3 separate regions of the Homo sapiens genome follow, and all the other regions are linked to region 2. A link is a loop called in an ENCODE intact Hi-C map of the cell type or tissue named here. Cell type or tissue: HCT116. All regions are shown on one strand. Region 1 has its middle 88 kb from the start of TMEM260. Region 2 overlaps AP5M1 (adaptor related protein complex 5 subunit mu 1). Region 3 has its middle 24 kb from the start of TMEM260.

Region 1 (8,000 bases), 800 kb before region 2:
AAGCAGAGACACAAGTTTTCAAATTCTCCAATCCTCACAAAGGAGAGTGGGCTAAAAATACCCTTGTAACTGAGCATCGCAGAAAGACTGTCCTCCTTCAATTTTATGAGATTAGAGAGTTCTACATATTAATTAGTCTGGCTATATGCCAGTGCTATATATTCATCTGGGACTGATGCATCTGATAATCTTGGGGTCATGCAATAAACAACATGATTACAGAGCACAGCATGGTATGACATACTCAGGCGTTCACTCAGTTCTTGGTCTCTCAAGGCAAACACTGTCTCATTTCACTCCTAAACTAGGGAACTGCAACAAGAGTCAGTTACTCAGGCATCTCTGAATCATATTAATAGGCCCTTAGGGTAGCCATGGGATCACATGGCTGGCTCACATTTGCTTTTCTTTCCTCTTCTCACTTGTCCTATTGTTCAGAGTACAGTGTTAGATAGGATTTCATACTATGTGTGATACTTAATTGTGGCCCAAAGGTCACCCCAGCTATGGTCCCACTCTTTGTATCCCCAGGGCTGCAAATGAGGACATGCCTGTGTGGGCCATGGCACTACGACTCCAGAGAAGAGAAGCTGTTAAAAGGGCTACATGGGCAGAGAAAGAAGATATGCCTGAGTCCACATCAAGGTTTTTCACTGGGCAGAGTAGTGATATGACCTTGGGCAAATAATTTAACCTATGTCTTAGTTTCATCTAGAAAATAGAGATGGTAGATTGCAGGTTTGTTGTCTTTAAGCAAATGAATGTATCTGGAACACTAGAACATAGAAAACACTTAGTGAATGGCAGCTACATCATCATCATCATCATGATCATCATCGTCATCATCCCCAAGTTTAGCTGGGAGAGTTTGCTTGGCTGCTTCATAGAAGAATTGCAATCTGGCTTGCCCCAACATGTATAGGTGAAAGGATAGAATATTAAACTCTAAAAAGATTTACCCAAATTAGTTTCATTTCCCTCCTCACATTTTCAAAAATCTTCTTTAGCATGGCATTACATGGATTGTAGAGCACTGGAACATGAGAGTTCTCATCCCATCTCTTCCAGTAGCCATTTGTAGGGCCTTGGGCTTCCCAGAGCCTGTGTTTTCTTGGCTAGAAATGGAAATTTATGCACACTTTGCAAGATTGTTCAAAGACATGATGGGGTAAGGCATGTGATGTTCTTCATATTGTGTCTGGTATATTGCAGGAGGGCCATGAATGCTGGTATCCCTTCTACTCCCTGGGGTCTGAGCTCCACCACTTTATTTGGAAAAGAAGGGTTTAAGGGGAGTTGGGCTCATTTTTCCTCCAAGATTTTTCACTTCTAATGTCCTGTGACTCTTGCAACCTTCTCATGTGGTATATAATGTCATTTCCCAAAATACAGAGAAGAAACTGGGAGATAAACAGCTCTAGAAGGTTTCAAAGCCACTGGCTCTTATCTCCATAGTGCTAAATTCTCTTTCCTGGTTGTTCAGGGTGCCTTATACTGCAATCTGAGAACTCTTCTTCCTGATTTCCTTTGATAAACTCTATAGCTCTCTTGGACCCCTTGAAATGTGAATATTTATATTTATTGGCTCATCATCTTTGTTTAACACATTCTTTAAAAAGTTGTTCTGGCCGGGCTCGGTGGCTCATGCCCGTAATCCCAGCACTTTGGGAGGCCGAGGCAGGCAGATCATGAGTCAAGAGATTGAGACCATCCTGGCCAACATGGTGAAAGCCCGTCTCTACTAAAACACACACACACACACACACACACACACACACACACACAAATTAGCTGGGCGTGGTGGTGGGCGCCTGTAGTCCCAGCTACTCGAGAGGCTGAGGCAGGGGAATCACTTCAGCTAGGGAGGGGAGGTTGCAGTGAGCTGAGATTGAGCCACTGCTCTCCAGCCTGGTGACAGAGCGAGACTCCATCTCAAAAAAAAAAAAAAAAGTTGTTCTGTATTTTGTATCCTAATTATGAAGGCCATGACCTGATTTGCTTCCCAAACACAACCCTCAAGCAATATTTCTCATCTTGGTATATATCATTTTCTTCCATTCTGTTAGTCAATTAAAAATCAAGGTGTCATTCTCAAGTCCTCTCTTTCCCTCACTACCTATACCAAGCCATGAACAAATCCCACTGATACTACCTTTAAAACATATCTAAATGTGTCAACCATCTTCATTCCCATCAATGTCATGCTGGGCCGAGCCGCCATCATTTCTCCTGGAGGATTACTATAGCAGCCTCCTCTGTTCTCCACAAAGGATTTGTTCTCCACATAGTAACCAGAGTTTTTAAAGAATGTGAATCAAATAGTGTAATTCCCCTGCTTGATATCTTCAAAGATTATTCTCTTTGGTTTTCCAAGGCCGTGTATGATCTGGCCATCATCTGTCCTTTCCAAACTCATCTTATGCCATTCTCCCATCTACCAAGCTTCAGCAGCTCTGACCATCTTTCTGTTCCTTGAACACCTCTCATTTCTGTCTTAAACTTCTTGCTCTAGCTGTTTCTTCTGCCTAAAATGTTCCTACTCCTGATCTTCGTCTTGGCTAGCTACCTTGGCATTCATATCTAAGGGTAAATATCATCTTCATAGGGAGGACATCCTAGATGGCTCAATCTAAAGTATCTACTCAACCACTGTCTTCCACATAACTCTATTTTAATTCTCTCCAGGGCATATATCACTAAGATTTTTCTTATTTAAGTTTTAATTTTCTGTATCCCCCCATTAGAATATATGCTCCTTGAAGTGAAGACACTGGCTTATCTTCTTTGCTGCTGTACCCGGGCAGAGCCCAGAGCTGTACATGGCACAGAGTAGCTGTTCAATAACCCACTGAATGAATGGAGGCAAATTCATCCTGCATTGGATTTATATCACTATTTATCATATCATGCCGCTAGAGGGCAATACATCACCTAATTAGAATGAGGAAATCAGTGTCCCTTTCTTCCAAAAGGAACTTAATTGATTTTTAAAATTTATATATATGAGGTGTACATATTTCGAGGGTACATGTGATAATTTGATACATTCTTATAATGTGTAAAGATCAAATCAGGGTAATTGGGATATCCATCACTTTAAATATTTATTCTTTATGCTAGGAACATTTGAATTATTCTCTTCTAGCTAGATTCAGGTGTATGATTGAGCTTAATTGATTTTAATCATTAATGTGACAGACATTTATTTAAGAAAAACACTCTGAAAAGGAGCCACTAGCTTTTCAAACCAACCACCAGGCACTGCCCAGGAGAAAGAAGTTTTTTCCAGGGTTATAAGTGGTAAAATAGTTTTAAATAGACTCTGTATTATTCAGGTTAAAAAAAAACTCATATAAAATGAGAAAGCATTCATGTCCATGATATGAAATTGTTTGGGAAGTCAGAAGGAAATTAAACAATGCCTTATTTTATCCATCTTTTACACACATACACAAAAATGTATTTCTTGGCCACTATTCTTATTTTTGCTTTTTAAAGTTCGAACCCTGGACATCTCATGGGAGTAGGGATTCTGAAAGAGATTTTCTTTTTTTTTATTTTTATAATTCCATTTCTTTCCTAAGCTTTTCTTTTAAAGTAAGCAGCATGGTGTGTCTAGGATATGTCATTGAGTGCTAAGACATCCATGTTCCTGCTGACAGGTCTGCCTCGTGGTAAGAACAGCGAGAGTGACTAAGCTCCAGTGATAAGGGCAATGCTGTTTCTTGAGCCTGCTGCAGCACCTGTCATGGGAGGCAGAGAGAGCATGCAAATCCCTCAGGCCCATGTCTGTTCAATGACAAAAGGAAGGAGGATGCACTATTCCCAGTGACCTCAAGATGGCAGTGGAGAAATACTCCAAATGAATTTCCTGAGGTCACCCCCCGATCCAGCGAAGGACCACTGTAATGGTTGGTTAGCTATGAGGACAGTTTCAGCGCCACATCGGGTCAGTTACCATGACAGCTGGAAAGCTCTCCTGGAATCTATGAGTTTCTAGCTGTCCTGTCGCCAGAGATGACAAGTGACTTATAAAGGAAAAGTTTGAGCCTCCCTAGAAAAACCTTAAATTTGTTTTTAATGTTGCTGACATGACTTACTGTGGCAGAAAGGCTTCTCAGTGTGAGTGCCTATGGCCATGGGATCTTGATTGGTCAGATGAGGCTGGGACCTTTGCATTTCCAGGGCTTTGCTGGAGTAGGAGAGTGGCCTCAACTTTTCTCAGCACTTAGGAACAATGAGAATGGTTTAGGGCACCTACCATGGGCTTTGGGGGATGTATTAGTCCGTTCTTGCACTGCTATGGAGAAATACCTGAGACTGGGTAATTTATAAAGAAAATAAGTTTAATTGGCTCATAGTTCCACAAGCTATACAGGAAGCATGGCTAGGGAGGCCTCAGAAGACTCACAATCATGGCAGAAGGGGGAGGGGAAGTAGGCTCTTCTTATGTGGCCAGGAGGAAGGGAGATGTTGGGGGGAGGTGCTACACACTTTAAAACAACCAGATCTCATGAGAATTCACTCACTATTACAAGAAAAGCGAGGGGGAAATCCGCCCCCATGATTCAACCACCTCCCACCTGCCTCTCTTCTAACATTGGGGATTACAATTCAAAATGAGATTTGGGTGGGGATACAAATCCAAACCATATCACAGAAGGAAATAAGATCAGCTTTTGCTTATTTCCTTAAATTTTGTTGAGTACGGCAGGGTCTATTGAATCCTCACATCTAGTACAATAGATTACCAGCAGCTCAGGAAGAAGGATGCAAAAGGCATGAGAATGACCCCCCTCTGGCCTCCTTCAAGGAGGTGAAAGAACATTATCTCCTACACCCGTGTTCCAATTTTCAACCACAAAAACACACATATGTATGTGCATTAGCAAACACTCACTTGTTGAACACCTACAAAATAGTTATTATACTCATGGAGTCAAATGGAAATGATGCAGAATTAAAGTTATGAGAGGTATCAACAAAACGTTATTGAGAATTCAAAGGACAAATGCCTAAAGCTTTGATTAAGAGGAAATTAGGTAATATTTCATGGAGTAAAGACTGGCCATAAAAGACTGAGTAGGATTTTAGGTGGATGGAGTTGGGTGGTGAAAGGGAGGGCATCGCAAACCAGAGAAAGAGAATAAGCAGAAGTATGAAGGGAAGATCACTCTGAGTGTGTCCGATATAGATAGAGTACAGGCCTAGTATGGGAAGTAGCAGGTGATAAGGCTTTAAAGCAGTGGTTCTCAATCAGGGGAGATTTTGCCACCCAGGGGACATTTGGCAATGTCTGGAGACATTTTTGGTTGTTATAACTAGGTGAGGGTATGTTATTGACATCGGGTGAGTAGAAGCCAGGGATACTGCTAAATACCCTACAATGCACAGGATGGCTTGCCACAACAAAACTTATCCAGCCCCAAATGTCAATAGTGCCAATATTGGGAAACCCTTTTTTCGGGAAGATTGGTCTTGGTCACAGAAGACCTTGAAAATCAGGGGAAGGGAAGGGAGCTTACTTGGTAAGCAAAGAGAGTACAGAAGATTTTTAAGTGGGAGAGTGAATGTGTTGATATTATGATTTATGGGCATTATATGGATATAGGTACAAATATAACCTTTTCCCTCCCTCATCTTCTAAGGAGAAACCTTATTGGCACTACTTGGCTAGCCAGCCTTTGCTGTGCTTAGAGGGTAATAGGTAGAGATGCAGAATTGCAGAAGCCCAGGTAAACTAAATTAATCTCCATGTAAAAGGACATGGAGCCTCCCAGAGAAGAAAAAATGCAAGAGGTGGAGATGAGAGAGGCAAGAGAGATGAGTGAGAGAGTGAGGAAAACAGCACAAGATGCAGTTACAAAGAGGGAGCATCAAATTAGGTCCTGTGGGGAGATGCTAAAATAAAAAACCTTGCTTCTGCCCTTACTGAGCCCACCATCTCCTAAAGATGATGATCTTACATTAAGTAAGTCCCTATTATTCACAGAGGAAAGTATACAGTCATCTCTCCATTTGCCGGTTCCGCATCTGCAAATTCAAACCAACTATGGGTTGAAAATGTTTTTTAAAAATAACAAAACAACAATAAAAAATACTACAAATAAAAATACAGTACAACTATTTACATAGCATTTACATTTTATTAGGTGTTATAAGTAATCTAGAGATGATGTAAAAGTTATGTGCAAATACTGTGCCATTTTATATAAGGGACTTAGAGCATCCCTGAATTTTGGTATCTGCAGGGATCTTGGAACTAATCCCCAGTGGATACTGAGGGACAACTGTGTGTATTTTCACAAGGCTTTGTCGTTTCTCGGAGCTTTCACTGATGAATAAAATCTAGGTGATCTCAACTCAGGGGTAAAAGTCATTTTTGGCTGCTTTCTTTGTGGGTTTTTCTTACATAGAGCATGAAAGAAAAAACTCACCGAATCTATCCAAGTCTAGGATTAAATTATTTCTGTCTTTCGGGCTGAAGATGGATTTGATGCTGATGACTAAAGATAGCCAGTTGCCCCTTGTTACAGGTGGGTCCTCACAAATTTGGCCAGTAGAAAGCTGCAGTGGAGACACTGTTAAGACTGCAAGAATATCAGTTCCTCATGTCACAGTCAGCTGCTCTGGTCCATGCACCTCTGCCAACTTCCAGTGGCTAATAAGCTTTTGGCCCAGTGATGGAAGCAATGGTGCCAATGACAAATATAAACAAGGTCCTCTGCCAGGAGCAAAAGCTGAAATCTTTCTGGTAATTGCAGCCTGACATGTGCATGGCCCCAGGATCGTGTGCCATCTCCACCACAGTCATTTACTATCTGTCGTGGCTCCAGGGACCTCATACAACATAATGGCTGCCATGGACACCGCATTATCCTGAATATGCCAGGGCAAAATGACATCATTCTTTTTGTAACTCCCCAGAGTTGGGAATGAATGGATATTAGGAAGGACATCCACAGAGCTGGTCAGTCAAGAATGAAACCTATGCACCAAACTGAGAAAAGCTGTTGATAGAGGAATTTTAAAGAAGGAATAGGGAGAGGACTACTTCTCTGTTTTTAGCTGGAAGTTCTATCATGTACAAATGCTTTTGATCACTACTTACAGCATGTCCAGCAATGATGGCTTGAAAATGGGAGATTATTGTATGACAAGAAGTCCTATGCAGGAGGATTTTCTGGTTATAACAACTGCTCTATCATGCATCAAGGACATAGGTTATATATGTCTTTTCTGTCCTTCATTCTCAGTAAGTTGGATTTTAGTTTTTATTGTTTCATGGTATTATTTCAGGTATCATATTTAAGGTGGAGGCAAGAAGAATGGGAAAGAGGTGGTGCCAGCCATTCTGCCCCTTCTTTCAGGAAAGGAGAAACTTTTCCCATTACATTTCATGGACCAGAACTGGGTCATCTGATCACCCCCAGCTCTAAGGGAGGCTAGGAAAATGAGTGTCGTCTAAGAGCAAAAGGATTGACGTGACCAGTCACGGTTCATCTCCAAGGGCGGGCTGTTTGTTATCACAAACAAAATTAGGATTCCATTAACAAGAAGGGAAGGGAGTTATTGGGTAGACAACTCACAGTGTCTGTCACAAGCCCTTGCCATCCCAGACTTGCTGGCTTGTGAAGTGTGGTCTTCAGGTGGTGTGGGATGGAAACACAATGGGCTCCATCACTGTTTGCAGGTGTTCCCCTTGCTGTGCATGCCTTTCTCCCCCTCCTTTTCTCCTTTTCTCTTCTGAACTAACTTCTCCTTATACCCAGGGCTATGTTCCTAGTGAATTTCTGCTCATCCTCAGGCTTCTACTGAACTCATCTTCATGAGCATTTCCTGGCTCTACCTCTCAGTGTTAAGCAGGCCCATCTCTGGCCTCATGACAAACTGTGTTGGCATGTATCACACTGAATTGTAGCTGTCTGTTTTCTTATCTTTGCTCACCACTAGATTGGGCTCCTTGAGGAGTCTTATTCATATATGTCATATTCATGTTT
Region 2 (8,000 bases):
TGTTCTAGAGTTAGTTTTTAAGTAAGCTTGTTAATCTGCCACTTTGACATTTTGCTTAGGATGTCAGTAGCCATATTAAGATGTGTAGAATACCTTCAGAAGATGATCATAGTGTTTTGTAATCATTTAATGTCTGCAGCCAAATTTTTAAAGGTAATTTAGACCTAATACTGCTCTTGCTGTGTCTTATTAAGTTAAAATTAATGAATGAATTCTGGTAAAAATTCAAAAGGCACTCTGTGAGTAGAGAGTATCATTTAAGCTTATTTTAGTCACATGTAGTATATATCTCCTTAAAGCTGTCACTCTCACTTTCTTACCATTCTCTTGATTTCTTCAGAAACCATCTAGTCATCATCTTTATACTCTACCTGCTTCTGCAATTATATATCATATTATGTTTTCAGAGCAGTTCATTGTCAAGTTGGACTTTAAGTGACCATTCAAGAAAAGATGAAATCTCACGAACCTCAAAACTTCATTCATGTCTTTTTACAAATGAGAAAAAAAAATGCATTAAAGATTAATACTCAATTTGATTATATCTTGGGTTCTGTTTTTTAATGAGTGTTCTAAGGAAAAGCTTAGAAAAGCTGCTAACTCCTCAGAAGAAAGCATGATAGTTTAAAGGTATAGGGCATATAAATTTAGGATTTGAAATATGATTTTTTAATTAAGGTCAGTCCTACTCATAAACTCATTTTCTGCAAAGCATTATCATGGCATAAGGTTCTATGTTCAAAATTATCCCAAGTAACAAAGAAAAAAAGAATAACTGCCTGACCAGGATTTTAACTTGTTATTCTAGCTTAATCATAGATAATCAGCAGTGAAAACTTTCCTTTTGAAAGAAGAAAATATCATTCCCTATAAGTTATTTGATCTCTCTTAAACTCAAAGCTTAACATTTCACTTATGTTGATAAGTTAATGGTAATGGAGCCATTTGGAATCTTGATTGTATAAATGTTTACCAAATACACTAAGGTAAGCAAGAGGCATTTATCTAGTGAGTAGGCAAAGATTTAATATAATAATCCCCTAGGCAAAAGTTTATAAGCAGTTAGAAAAATCAGTGAATCTTCTATTTGACATTTCTAGAAACCGGAGGAAAATCTAGGGTGTCCTGGAAAAGTGATGAGGTGTTGGGGAACCTGATGCCATCTGTTGCCATTCCATTCTAACATAGTGCTACAGAACTGAACCAACTTAGGTTTTCATCCCATTGAGATCAGCTGGGCACACTGTGATGCTTTTGATTTTGTCTAGAAACCTGTCACTTCAGGATAATTTCTGAAGACAAAGTCTGTTTCCCGTTTGGTAGGTGACCTGTTTAATGTTTTCCCTGTGTCTGGGAACTCCTTAGTGTAATTAGCGACCTTTGAACTCCACAACTAATCCTGAGCTATTTTGTATTCCTTACTCATCTTTAAGGCTGGACCTTTCCTTTCTTCAGAGTCCGTTGCCACAATTAAAGAAGAAACAGCTGCATTTCAAAGGGATTCCGATTCCAGAAGCTTAATCGTGATTGACATGTTCTTATTCTAAGCTATAAGACACTCTAAGAGTCCTTTCTTGGGTTAAAACTTCAATCATTTTCTAAAAAATTATCTCACTATGGATTTTATTCATTTTCTTTGATAACTATTCTTTGCATTTTTTAACTTGAAAGATGCTTTGCGTTTGCAGTGAATATGAGCAACTACTTCCAGTGAAAGATTTGGATAGTGTCAGACCTTCTCTAGATGCAAAATTGCTAAATTCCCTTTTAGTGCCAAAATATGATTATGAAATCTGATGTCTATCACATAGGTAATTATTCTTCAATAAACTCGAAAGGTTAAAAAAAAAAGTGTTAATTTTTTAGAATGAACTCCAGAAAAGATCGTTCATGATTTTGTAAACGCTTCTTTTCTCCATTTTTTACTAAACAATATTTTAAAAACTTTTTAGAGCCAGCAATATAGTACTTAGGCAATACCCTTACGGTGGTGGCAATTTTTTTTTAACTTTTTAAGTAATTGATTCAAATGTCAAGTTTGAAGCAGTCTTGTCAGGAATTCTGATGACAATTATTTGTTTAAAAAATTTTTTTTATTAAACATTAGTCTGTCCCATAAAATCGTTTTCATTTTTTTCACACCAATTCAGTATTTCTACTAGGTTAAAATTATGGTGTTTTTATACATTGTATGATTTAAGATCTTTCAAGGCAGACATTTATACTTGGTAACAATTGCCAATTTTTTTTTCTGGTTTTTGTTGTAGTATTTCAAAATACTTCGTAGACATTGATAGACTCCTACACTACCCCTGGGAGCTAGGTAGGTGGAATTATCATCCAGGCCTTCTGTAGGGACTGCTGCCACAACAGAGTGGTTGTTCCTAAGACAAAGGTCAAAAAAAGGGGTGTTAATAAACAGTCCTCAGGTTTAAGGGACTTTTTTAGGATTACATCTTAAATTCCAACAAATCAGATTTAGGAGTTACTGAAAGTGAAATTGATCCATCCCTCATCCAAACTTTGCAATACTTTCCTGTTCTGACATCATTTAGATAGTTAGCTGTATTATCAGATTAGAAACCATTGTACCAGGCTGCTGAAAGGAAAAGGAGGCAAAAAGCTAAACATGGGATGAATTCTGAACCTTTTAACCTGGCTGAAGTACGTTGGTCCCTGTTATGCAAATACCTTCAATCCTCTGCTAAGTTCAGTGGAAATAATTTTCTTGAATGACAGGTTTATTCAGCAAGGATTCAGTTGGTGATTAATCCCCCTTTGATCTAGGGTATTTCACTTAACTACCAGTTACCTCGTTCTGACAAAGTGCAACTGAGATTAGGGAGATCACTAGAACACTACCAGGGTGTGCGTTTATTCTCTATAACCTTTTAAAGCAAGGGCCAAGAATGCAATTTATTTTCAGTATTTGAAGATGTAAAGTCCTGTCTGCTAAGTTAGAAAGTCAATTGAATACCAAATGAAGTTTATTTCTTACGTAATAGAACAAACATTTCTTTTTGCTTCGCCTAACAATGATATTAGGAAACATAGGCTTTGAAGAAAGAAGAAACAAAGACTACATTCTAAGTATTGCTTCTAGTTTTGTTTCATGCACTAGGGTATACTTAACTGGCCTTGACATAACCAAAAATCAAAGCAGTGGCTACAACTTAGACTGAGAAAATGCTTCTGTTTTATTAAGCTGCATGGTTTCTTCTCACCTTTCCCCCTACCACCACCACCACCATTAGAAAATGTCATACTGTGTGGTAAAGAAATCCAGTTGAGGAAAATGTGTTGCAGTACACAGTTATCCACCTTAAGACTAATGATTTCGAAGCTTTGTTAACTATTTCTTTTCTTGAGGCAAAGGAGCTTCTTGTGTTTCCATTATAAGAATAATTGCATTCATTTTCAGAATGCTTTTTTAAAAAAAAAAAGTGACAGCATTACCAAAATAGCCGAGTAATTAAATTTTTTCTGCCTGCCTTTTTCTCAGTTATCTGAGTACCTCTTCTTCCATAATTTTAAATTTTGAAATATTATATGGAATTTTGCACAGTATTTTGAGAAAGAAAAGGTAATGTTTCATGGTAGGTTTCTCAATTTGCTGTTTAAAACTGTTTCAATAGCAATGTCAGTCTTTATCTTGTAAGATGTCAAATCGGGATTTATTCCTCCAGTATATTTTAAGACCTTTAAAAAAAAAGTATAGTGATTTGTTACAAAATATGTTTTTAAAGATTAGATTTTGATTAATGATTTAGTTATATACAGCATTTTAATGCTTAGTAATTACTGTTCTAGTAGCATTTTGCAATACAAGGGATGTATTTAGATTATTATACTTTTTTTGGCTCAGACTTTTTGTGATCTAATTTATAAATTGAAACAATGACTCAAAGAAGTGCATACCTAACTTACGTTTGTGCCAAGCCAGCCTCCTCTAGTTTCAATTTAATAACTAGTTTCAAAATATATTTTGATAGCAAGTTCCTAAACCACAGCAGAATTGCGGATCAGGAAAAATACAAGATAACGGCATTCTATAAAGATAGAGGGCAGGTTCCCATGGCTATGTTGCTAAGAAACTAGTGTTTTTAATCATTACACTCCGTGCAGTCATATTTAATCAATAAAACAGGATATATTTTGAAATTCACCATCACAGAATATATATATATATACACACAACATATATATACAAGTATATGAATTTACGTAAATGTGTACAACACTAGTGTGTCTGACTTGGTGGGTTTCCCTGTGAAACATGTCAGTATCATGTAAGATGAAGAATATTTTAAGGGCAAATATTCAAATATCTTTCCTCCAAACACAGTATTAGTTAATAGTAATGAAATGATTCATTAAACTGAAAATTGCAAAGGAACTCATGAGTTCCTTTGTGATTGAAACAAAGTGATTAAAACTCTTATGACCTGAAGGCTTTCCAACTAGCCTCCAACTGTCCGCACCAGCTGTTTCATGGATATAACATTAGTGTTTGTGTATAGCCTGGAACAATACAAGGCTGTATCTGTATCACTAGCTTCTTGCCTTATAAGCAGGATACTGCAAGGTCTGGTTGATTTCTCTAATGCCCTAGCTAATCTGCCTAATTGACATCAGTGTCATGTTAATGTATGATGCACAAGCATTTACAGATGGACAAATGCTCCACACTAAAAACCACCTGCTGAATTTTTTTTCCAGTAGGATGTGAAATTTTGCACTTCTAATCTGTTGAACATTTAAAGTCAAAACTACATGTTTCCTTTAAATGGCCTCTTTAAATGATATTTTATGTTTATAAATTTTGTTATGAAAAATTTAAAAATTAGTTATTCCTCTTAAATTTTTACTTTTTCCTTCAAAGGACTTGGGTGCCCTCTGCAGGTTATAAAGAGATAATTAGTGACTATATCTATTTTAAAACCCTGTGATTTTTCTCTTTCATACACATAGCCTGCTTACACCCAATTTCAAAGAAAGTGTGAGCTAATTTATTTATATTAACTCTTATTAATTTGCCAGTGGTTGAAGTTGGAGTTTCTTTTCTCCACTGGTTTTATAGGTGTGTTTAGTGTGAAGAATGTGATACCATTGAACTTCCAGACTACTTAGCTGGGGCTCTTTAAATGTTGGAACTATAGTAACACACATTCCCTCACAGAAAGGAGATTGGGAAAATAGCTATTTTGAAAGTTATTGCAGATGTAGGGAATAGCTTGTTTCCCATTATGTTTCTAGAATATTACACATTTGGAGTAAGCCTTGCTTTTTCAACATGCATCATGTAAAATTACATGAAAGAAAATAATTTGAAAATTACACAAGATTTCTCTTTCTTGATCTTGTTGATGATGATTGTGTTCTAGCTCAAAAAACAGACCTTCTTAGAATTTCTTATTTTTTAAAAAAGTGAGTACTCAACAGATAATACTTTGGTACTGCCCGTTGCAGACATGGGCCTACTAAACTAGAAAGAGCATTTGAAGAGCAAAAGGCAAAGGTTCCATCACCATCCTGTGGAAATACGTGAGTTGTTCATTTCAGTACACCCATAGTTTCTCAACAGGTGTAGCAGATTTGTTTCTAAAGGACATAGGAGTGCATTTTTTATATGAAACCAGAACTGGAGTGGTAATGGCACTTCTGATTCAATTAACTTACTTGGTGAAGCTGCCAGGGAAACTAAATATGATGAGAAGAAGAGGAATGACTGGATCAAATTAATAGAAATAGATCTTTTTGCAAGCAACATAATGATTCTGATCATCAACCTTGAAAAGTAAATTAGAACAAGCAAATTGCTGTTGAAAAATTCTTTCAGCACTCTGCTGTTGCTACTCAGCTAGTCATAGCTCAGCCAGAGGGAAGGAAAAAATGCACTCGGTTTTGCATTAACAAAGGAAACATTATTAAAGTGAATGTTTACATTGTGTTTATTGAAGTGTTGAAAGAATATTTGTTGCATCTTCAAGCAACCTGCTGCTCTCCAGACTGTTACAGTGCATGAGTGATAATAAAAATGAGTCAGTCACTTGTACATTTTAGAAAATAAATAACTTTTAACATAGTATTTCTCAACTATGTTACTTCAAAATGTTTAAGTGCCAAACTTAATGTTACCTTCTCTGCTAAAGATTTTTGTCTCTAGGAAATATATTCCATTAAAAAAAAAAAGAAAGAAACTCATTTATTTATTTATTTGGGTATACCTTCCAGTTACTTCCAGATGCTTTATGTAACTTTCCTCCCAGAAGCTGCAATACATAAGAAATAATAAGCTGAAAATAATCAAAAAATGAAAACAATTGTGAAATTACTGAAATGAGTATGTAATTGAGTATGTAATATATGCATTGGAGAAATACCGGTTGATTATTGTGATAACTTTTGAGAGCTACAGTTATTTTGAACTACCTCGTAAAGACTACATTGAGAATGAAAAAGCCATTGAACAATAGATGTACCAATTTGACCTTTAAAAGTTCAATCTTTATTATATGCATTGATAAATGGGAAAGTTAGTAATTAAAAATTTAGAAGGAATTTTAGCCTTTACCTTTCTAAAATGAACAATTTAAATCACTCTTACACTTTAGAAATTGAAATATAGTATTTAACAGGGATTAAAATGTTTTACTTGGTCTCTTAGTGTTACTGAATACAAGTTTAGTATTCTGTAATCCCTTATGGATTGGCTGATTTTTGAAGAACTATTTTCTTAGATTTACCAACAGGACAAGTTGTCGGCCTTTTCCCACATTTCAACCTAAAAATGGTATCTATCACAGTTATCAAAGATTACCCCTTGCTAAAGGCTCTTAAGAAACTGTTAGCCTGTTACTTTATTACTTACCATTTCTATAACATGTACATTTATAGAGCATCATATATTTATTTTAAGTCTAGAATCAGTAAAAAGTTATGTGTTTGTCAATAATCAAAAAATGTTTAATCTAAAATAAAGTAGATGCCACGCTTCTAATTCTGCTTTTGCTAAGGCAATAATCAGTAGAAGTGGTTAGTAATATTTGTAGCTTGTTAACCAACTGGAGCAAAAGGACTTTTTAATATGAATAACAGTGGTCTCGTGCCATAAGTATTTCTCTCATACATATTAAAATAGCATGTTATTTTATTTAATATTGAAGGCCTAAACACAATTGAACATAAGGTATGGCTTGGAATTTAGAACTGCTGAGCAATATGGTTGAGAGGGAGACCTTAATTTAGTCAATAAAAATTCATAATTAATGTTAAGCTTTGTGCTCATATTATATGCCACTCTGGGATTAGACAAAAGACAAAAAACAGTTCCATATTTTGAACGATATATTCTACCTCCTGCAGTGTATTAGCATTGTAGCGTAGGAGACTATTTCTGTATGTTATTAGTACAGAAACTGCCCAAAAAGGTGATGGTTGAAGTTCCCCAGCCAGTTAAAGGGCACACCGTGGGGGCAGCATATCTCCATGGGTCTATCTCTAGCAAACAGAATCCCAGAAACTTGAGCACCTGATATAGCAGAAGGAAATAAAGATTATAGTAAGTATATTCATGAGAGAGAATTTTTTTTGCCTCCAGATGTTTGGGGTTTGGATATGTAGGGTAAATATAAATGTCTAATGAAAGTAATTACTATTATATTTGATTTGATATTTAATTTATTATACTGAAATACTAAATTAAATACAAAAAAACTCCTACATACTAACTATATGTTTCTCCCACTGATTCCCCTCCTGCCTCCTTCACTGATTTTGAATGTGTGCTCAATTTGCTAGTATGAGATTTACCTCTGCCTTATCAGTGAAGAAAATATGATGTCTATATAGAATTATAAGGAAAATATATATGTGAAGAAATGTTAGGTAATCTAACATTTGTATGCTAATGTGTCTTAGATTTACCAACTATCCTAATGTGTAGTCAATTGATAAACTAAATTTTTCTTTAGGATAGTTCACATCCAGTAGAACTTCTA
Region 3 (8,000 bases), 740 kb before region 2:
AGGAGCCCTGTGCAGAAGCAATATGATGAGAAAAAATAGCATCAGGAAGGGATTGTAGTGTCTGACAAAGGCAGTGCCTGTCAGGGATGGTCAAGCCCAGCAGGTGCCACCTGTTAATTGTAAAACCATAATATTTATTAAAAACATAACTTTGCTCCCCGCACTAAGCTAGTGTACTTTACGCATGTTATTTTAATTGTTCACCATCCTATGAGATAGTTTCATCTCATGGATACGGTGTTATAGAATCAGCATGGTAACTGACTGGATTTGTTCAAGAACACACAAGGCACACCCCAGGAAACAGACACACTTGTGGGGTGAGCTGGCCAGGAACTGAATATCAGATGAGTGTTTCCGGTGGCTGTTTTATTCATGTGACCCCATTCAATTTCACAGATTGGTGAACCCCTGGAAAATGTGGGTGGTAATAATAAAGTAATCATACTGGGTTAAGGAGAAGGTAGATAAACACAAATCACAAATAACACAAAGTAATCTATGCTCAAATATCCGGAGGGATGGCACTGTCCTGACAACCCCAGGATAGCTCTGTAACTAGGAGGAAACTGATTAGCACTGATTGCTAGCAGATTGCTGTCCCCTGCAGGGCGAGAAGAGAGAAGACACGCCTTGGGGATGTGCATGAGGGTGGGAAGCTTCTCACCATCCTCCCTCTCTCCCTGCCATCCTTAGGGGAGGCTAATTAGCTGGTGCCTATTCCTAAGCCCCAAAGAAGTGACTGCTCCTTCACTACACTTAGGTCAGTGGTCTCAACTTCAGCTACTGGGTGTTAGAACCACCTGGGGGTTTTAAGAGCGTCCCCATTCACCCTTTCAGAGATATATAATGTACTCGGTCTGAGGTATGGCCTGGGGGCATCAGGAATTTTTAAAGGTCCCCCAGCTGTTTCTGATGTGCAGTTGCTAAGGTTGAAAACACCTGGGTTACAGCAAGCCCTGATACAGGAGAATTGATTGCACTTACATTTATTGAGCAACTATTATCCCCAGCCATTGTGTTGGGTGCTTTATACAGATCCTTTATAACCCTTAAAATCAACTTGCAAGTGGCTATGATCATCTTAAGGTTGAGTCAAGGTCACAGACAGTGCATTCCATTTGCCAGTCCCTAAACCCAATCTTTTTCTGCTAAATCTGTTTCCTCTTCTGGAAGGACAATACCGTCATTCCAAACACCGAAAGAGAGATAAAAAGAGATCACAGACTGTCTTCTCAGACACTCTTTGTTAAAGATATCTGTGAAGAATTGTGAAGAGAGGCTCTATGACACCTTTTCCACAAAGATTGCATAATTGCCATTGAACCTGCCTCCTTCCTCGCAGTTTTGCTGCCCATACCTCCAGAAAGGGTCTGTCTCTGTTACCTGCTACTTCCTTTTTCTCATCCTTATAATAGCACTCATTCCTAGTGCTATGCTAGGTGCTAAAGGATATAGCAGAGATGGGGTACACAGTGCTTGTCTTCAGGAAAATCCTGACTTCGGTGATTGAGTGACAAGTATTAAATGAAACTACTTTGGAATAGTAATATAGAGAAGGAGGCTAATCACGTGAAAAGGCCGTGAATTGCTCTAACTCCTTATTTAAAATGTGGACCTTAGACCAGCTGCACCAACATCATGTTAGAACTTATTAGAAATGCAGACTCTCAGGCCCCGTCCAGACCTACTGATTCAGAATCTGCATCTTCAACGATCCCTGTGTGATGCATTTGTACATTAATGTTTGAGAAGTCATGGTCATGAGCTGTAGCAGCATTACTTTGGTCCCATTTATTTGCAGTAGGAACACCTGTTTTATCCTTTCTTTCTTTTTTTTTTTTTTTTGAGAACTAGAACCGCCCCCCCCTCCCCCACAACACACACACTTTTTTTAAGGGCATAGTTGCAATTCTCCCTGCCCTTCTTAAAGCACAGAAAACCAAGATGAGCAGAGAACTGGGATCTTGTTCATAACTAAGTCTTTTGTAAGGCTTCCTTATATGGCCCCAGGTGCCCTGGCACAGCTGCTGATATTTAGTTACATTCTGCACCAGCAATTCTAGCATTTGGGAATGAAATTCATTTTTCTCTCTCTGGATTATGAAGGCCCGGGGCAAAGGAGGTGAAGAAAGCGGCACTCGGAGGAAATCTGTATTGGAAGTATCAGGTGTGGCAGTGAAGTCAGAAGCATTTTCATTTTAGGTTCTGGCCTTTTATTTAGGCCTTGGCAATCTATCCCTTTAAATGGAGATGGGAGAATTTCTTTAATAAGGCCACAAAGAAAGATTTGTAGTTCTAAATGGCTCAACATTTGACTCACAAGCCCTCATATTGAGTTACACCCTAAATAGGGTTTGTGTTCTGTTTGCAATAATTACTCTTGGAAACGTTCAGTGAAGTCTTCTCGATCATGATCTTCAAACACTTGTAATATTAATTGTTCCATTTAATAAGGAAATCGCAGCCCCATTTAACCTTACGTCAGTGTATGATTTTCATTTAGTCAAGTAATGAAGTGAATAGGTTCTTCAGATCCTGGATCTCTTTAATGAAACTGTTCTGCAACTTGTTTTATCATTAAGAATAAAGACCCACCTTTGCTATTGAACATAGCCAGAAACAAAACCTACTCAAAGGGAGGAATGAATTTGCACAGACTGGGAAACTCTGGAGTTCAAAGAATGTGGGTGACTTTGAAACAAACTGTGTTGATTCTTGCAAAGTTGCAGAATTATGCAATATAATGTTTGCATTTGGAAGAATTAATTATGATCCCAAGTCATGGGTTAGAAATATAATTAAACTGATTAGTGTCATAGGATAAAAATAAAAAGCGAGGTTGTGACAGCTTCCCGTGTCCCCCTTTCCCCTCCCCCAGAAAGGCTCTTAAAGGAACTTTTAAAACATAAGCCTTTGTTCCCTCGATCTACGGTGCCCAGGTCAGGCGGACCCTGCGGCGTGGCTGAAATATTTCAAACAGTCACTCACAAATGTGTCATTTGACCTGCTGTTCTTCCAAAGAGGTATGAAAAATATGTTTCTTGCTGAGATAACTTGAAATCAAATAAACATAATCTCTTTAATTCTTTCTAAATAGTTCCATATTTTAAATCTAAACACAATAGAACACAAAGCTTCTGGTTTTAAAAAAAGTTTTTTTATTTTTTATGTGTGTGGTGATGTTGGATTTTTCTTCCTTTTAGTTCATGTTAGTTTGAATGTAAGAGTATAATTTACATTTAAAACCGTGGGAATATATTTCCCTCAGTTTGGAGACACACACAGCATATGGCAATGAGTTTACTTGGTTAAATGTATAAGTTTGCTTTTATGAGTGCTATCTTTAACAAGGACAGATGTTCTTACTTATATTAACCATCACTTGACAGACCAGAGGAGTCTTCACCATGGCTTGCAACAAATTGAACAATATTTTCTTATGTAAAATTGGTTCTGGTCCATTGTTTTGATTTATTCGAAATAATGGCACTCACTCAAGTTTGTAATAACACTGTCACGGCTGAAGGGAGTTTGCTTTAGGTATTATATCTATTATCTGCTCCCTCTCCTTTCTTTAAACAGAATCTCTAAGGGGAAAGTCTAAATGTGGCTCAGATTTAAGAAGAAGAAGAAGAAAAAAAAAAACCCAAAAGCTTCGCTAAAACCTCACGGTGTAGGATGTTATTTTAGATTGTTTTAAGATTTTTAATAATTCTTGTTTGTTTGCCTTTGGCTTTGAGCATTGGATAAAACAGAACTTGCCTTATTCTTAGGGGAGAATTACATGGCGTGGAGTTGTCACACAGTGCTCCATCCATTTTCTTTGCTGTTTTATGAGGCAATCCTACCTAACCTTTTGCCCAAACAAGAAGTATTTACCTAGTACTCCCCAGCAGTGGATACAGATAGCAGTTTGGAAGTGTTTGCTTTTCTTCACCACCACTAGAGTATGCTCTAGTGCCATAAGATCTGCATGTTTTTTTCTTTAGATTGTTGGCAAGGTGGATGATGAAATCCCTAGAAAAAACAAAACAAAAAAACACCTTTCCATCTAATTATAGAAGTGTCCCTTTAATTGTCTTAGTAAGACTGGATTATGTTCGCCAATTTGATTAAGGTAGAACTGAAGACAACTTCAACATTCACGCATGTCAATATTTTGGGTGAGTTTATATTTTGTATTTGAAGTTGTTCTACTCAGCTCCAGTGCGGTGGTGAGAAATACTATGTCCCTTCCATCCACAAGCTACATTTTCTGGCAATAACTCTTTCACTTATAAGCATCACTGTGGGCCCAGCACATGAATGTGTGGTGAGGTTACTTGGGCAGAATTAACACCTTCGAAGACAGAAAGGTGTCTGCAAGCCAGGATGGATGTGTCTCCCATTTTTGTTCATCTCCACCATCTTTAAAAAACCAAAACAAACAAACAAAAAAACCTAATCGCTATCTACGTGGCAGACCTTCATCAATAGCAATACATTCTCTAGAATTAGAAGGCTTAGCTTGAGGGTCTGCTGCCCTCGTCTCAAATCCCTGGCAGAAGCCCCTGCACTTGATCTTGGGTGCCCGGGGTAGTGGTAAGAGCACAGTGCAGGATCCCCGTGGTGGCTGGCTATGCTGGAGAACTGCTCTGTGTTCATCACTGTGATTCCAGCACATTTGAGCAGCGCCTCTTCCTTCATCCCTCTATTAGAACATCTTCATTCTTATCTTCCATCTTCCTTTCTCCCTAGGAGAGGGCAGGTCATTGAGATTCTCTCTTAGTACTGTGGCCCTTCAGTTCCTTTTATGCCTCTGGTGACCTAACGTCCTTTTGCTCCTGGACATTTAAACAGCTTCAAACCCCAGATAACTTCCTCCTCAGGTACATTAATCATAATTTCTCCAGCAAAGGCTAAATCAAGGTCCTTATAGCTGGGACTGTTTGTCTCCCTGGATGTCTAAGACTCCTGCTCAGGGTCCAGTGACTACCACCTCTGGGTCTTTCATTCTCCTTCTGACCAGAGAAGGTTGCCCAAGACTGCTTTCCCAAAACTATGTGACTGGGTCTGCCTGGACAGATGGAGGCCCAGCTAAGAGGGAAGCTTTGTGTGCCAACTTGAACAGGTTGGCTCCAGAGGGACCGCAGTCCAGAGAGCCATCTGAGATGGCCCAGACTGCCACACTTCCTTTGCCTCTAGATGGGTTAAAGGGACCCCTGTAGATGTCAAGTACCACCTGCGTGGTACTTGATGATCCTCTATTCCTGTGAACATCAAGTTAGATTCAGAGTCGATGGCGTTCCAGCTTCCTTTTCAGATGGTGGTGAATGCTCTTCAGTTGAAGCTGTCTCTTGCACAACGGGGACACAAAGAGGTATCTTGGGAGATTTAGAAACACCCCTTCCAGTAATCTCCACCCAGCCCCTTTCAAAGCCACCCCAAATAAAAGTAGAATCTAAACAAAAGCAGTGCACCTGCTATGCAGGTACAACTTGAAGCCAAGTCATGTAACGAGCGGCCCTTCCAAGTTCTAACAACAGCCCCATCCCTACGGACATCAAGTCATCATTCTTCTGGTGTGGAGACCCCACGCTGACTCCTGAACAAATCCTTAAGACTTCTGTTCCAGAGACTTAGGAGAGCTAGCCCCTACTGGGCTCTAAGCCTCTGGGGATAAATGAGCACAATCTGCCCTATTCCTTATCCTGGGGTTCTGTCAGGACCAGGAGCCCCCAGAGTGCCAGGTTCTATGGACCTCAGAAACCTCTGAGAATACCCATGAAGATGGCTTATGTGGTTAACAAAGCTCCCGCACTGACTCTCACTGGCCCTGAGTCTCCTCCTACTCTCTTGAAGTTTCTTCTGCCTCTGTGCTTGTGTGACTTGCAGACATCTTTGGGCAGCAAAAGCAAAAGCATACCCAGCAATCTTCTTCTTCTTACCTGGGCAGCAGCATAAAACTATGCATAGAAAAAGCACAGGCTCCAAATTCCTCCACTTGTTAGTGGTGTGATCTAGGAGGATTATGCAAACTTTCTGTGCCTCAGTTTTCTTTTTTGAAAAAGGAAGGTAACATGTGACACCAGGCTTAGTGTGGCATACTGCCATCCCCAAAGTGAAAATCAGTGCTATCAACTGAGGCAGAGAATTCGTCAAGCTAAGTGCATTAACTGATCCATTCATCTGAAGTTGGTTTACTCAATCATATTTGACAAAATCTCCTTTAAGTAGGAAGTATTATATTATTCCTTCATGGATTGATATCACTTATCAAACAAGCTGTAATTCAAATGGCAAATGTTTGACAGACTTGAAAAGAAAAAAAAATTCTGAGGTTTGCAAAAGCATAAATATGTTTTCATACCATGCTATTGAATTTTCCCCACCAAACATGTCATAATATATTGAGTTTTTTTGGTCATTACAATTATTTAACTGACATTTATTAAATGTACTGTGGGAAAAGTTGGAGGTATAAAAATGAAAAAAAAAAGTTCCAATATATAAGCTACTCATATCCCACCTGGGGATACAGCCACACACCTAGGAGCTGAAAAGACAGTTTGTCAAATAGAATTTGTGCATAATTATGGTTGCTCATAGTTTATGACGATGAATGCTATTTGATACTCCTATATCAAAATACAAATGCATTTATATTTGGGAGTATTTTCCCCCAAGCAACTTTACCCGTTGAATATAGTGACAGGAATGTGTATTATAGAAAGAACTTTGGACTAAAACCCAGTTTCAGTTCTGCCATCAACCAGCTGTGTGGCTCGGGTGAGATGCTTAACCTCCCTGGTGTCAGCTTCCTTACCTGTTAAATGAAGAGTTGTTGCATGTTCTCACAAGTGGGAGCTGAACATTGAACACACATAAATGTGGGAACAACAAACACTGTGGATTACTAGAGGGTGGAGGCTGGGGTGGGTTAAAAAACTATGTACTGGGTACTACGCTCACTCCCCGGGCGATAGAATCAGTACTCCAAACCTCAGCATCACGCAATATTCCCATGTAACAAATCTGCATATGTACCCCCGTATCTAAAATAAAAGTCGAAACTTTAAAAAGCCCGAAGGGCTGTACCTTTAGATCAGTGGGACCCAGACCAAGCTAATCAAGACCTGGGAAGCTCTAGAAATGTTCAGCTATTCAGGCTCTATCTGGAACTACTAATTAGCATTGACAAGGGTAAGCCCAGGAATGGGCAGTTTTGAAAAGCTCCACCAGATGTTTCTGATAATAAGCCATGTTTCAGAAATATTAATACTGCATTAGAAGGCTGGGCGTGGTGGCTCATGCATGTAATCCCAGCATTTTGGGAGGCTGAGGTGGGCAGATCACTTGAGGTCAGGAGTTCAAGACCAGTCTGGCCACATGGTGAAACCCCATCTCTACTAAAAATACAAAAATTAGCCAGGTCTGGTGGCGTACACCTGTAATCCAAACTACTCGGGAAGCTGAGGCAGGAGAATCACTTGAGCCCAGGAGGTGGAGGCTGCAGTGAGCTGAGATCACACCACTGCACTCCAGCCTGGAAGACAAAGCGAGACTCTATCTCAAAAAAAAAAAAAAAAAAAAAGAAAGAAAGAAAAGAAATACCACGTTAGAAAACTGGCTACAGTTGGTCTTTCATTGGCATGGCTCTCTTCGTACTCTATTTAAAGAAATACCTCAAGAAGAATCTCTCAAATTCAACTCATCTCCACCATCACCCTCCTTGCTCCTTGCTGACTGATTTTGGGACACGTTGCTTTGCACCTGCAGCGTTGGCCACACACCTCTGCTCCTCCTGTGTCCTTGGGGCCCTCGTCCACTGGGAGTCCCACACTGTTCTGACTGCTTGCGTTCTGCCCCTGTAGCTCACTAATTCCTATGTCTGAAGCCACTTACGGGGATAAATCCAGTTCCTCCCACCCCAACCCCACCCCCACCACCCCTCTTATGCACATACTCAGGCTCTGGAGCCAATCCTAGCCCGAGACAAGGACACTTAAAAAACTAAC

The links. Hi-C counts contacts between places; a loop is a spot of excess contacts. Peaks named below come from ENCODE experiments on the same cell type or tissue, not always from the same donor. Only the 100,000 strongest peaks of a DNase experiment are listed, where the experiment ranks them.
Region 1: a loop joins it to region 2, with 4 times the contacts of the local background. A loop is called at or near these places in 9 of 110 quality-filtered maps.
Region 3: it touches region 2 in a loop (2.3-fold over the local background); 3 of 110 quality-filtered maps call a loop at or near these places.

The regions. Positions count from the first base shown.
Region 1 is chr14:56,487,671-56,495,670 of GRCh38, forward strand. No RefSeq gene overlaps it. Among named protein-coding and RNA genes, the nearest start is that of TMEM260, 88 kb to the right of the region's middle. In HCT116, CTCF peaks have their summits at 2,927 (motif pointing right) and 3,834 (motif pointing right); DNase peaks (open chromatin) are centred at 2,901 and 3,811; H3K27me3 peaks cover 400 bases.
Region 2 is chr14:57,289,536-57,297,535 of GRCh38, forward strand. AP5M1 (adaptor related protein complex 5 subunit mu 1) reads left to right here. Exons shown (of 8, transcript NM_018229.4): 8 at 1-8,000. Among named protein-coding and RNA genes, the nearest start is that of AP5M1, 25 kb to the left of the region's middle. In HCT116, no CTCF peak of the experiment used is centred here; a DNase peak (open chromatin) is centred at 4,892.
Region 3 is chr14:56,552,185-56,560,184 of GRCh38, forward strand. No RefSeq gene overlaps it. Among named protein-coding and RNA genes, the nearest start is that of TMEM260, 24 kb to the right of the region's middle. RefSeq lists an enhancer at 2,584-2,753. In HCT116, CTCF peaks have their summits at 614 (motif pointing left), 813 and 3,951; DNase peaks (open chromatin) are centred at 574 and 3,947; H3K27me3 peaks cover 2,728 bases.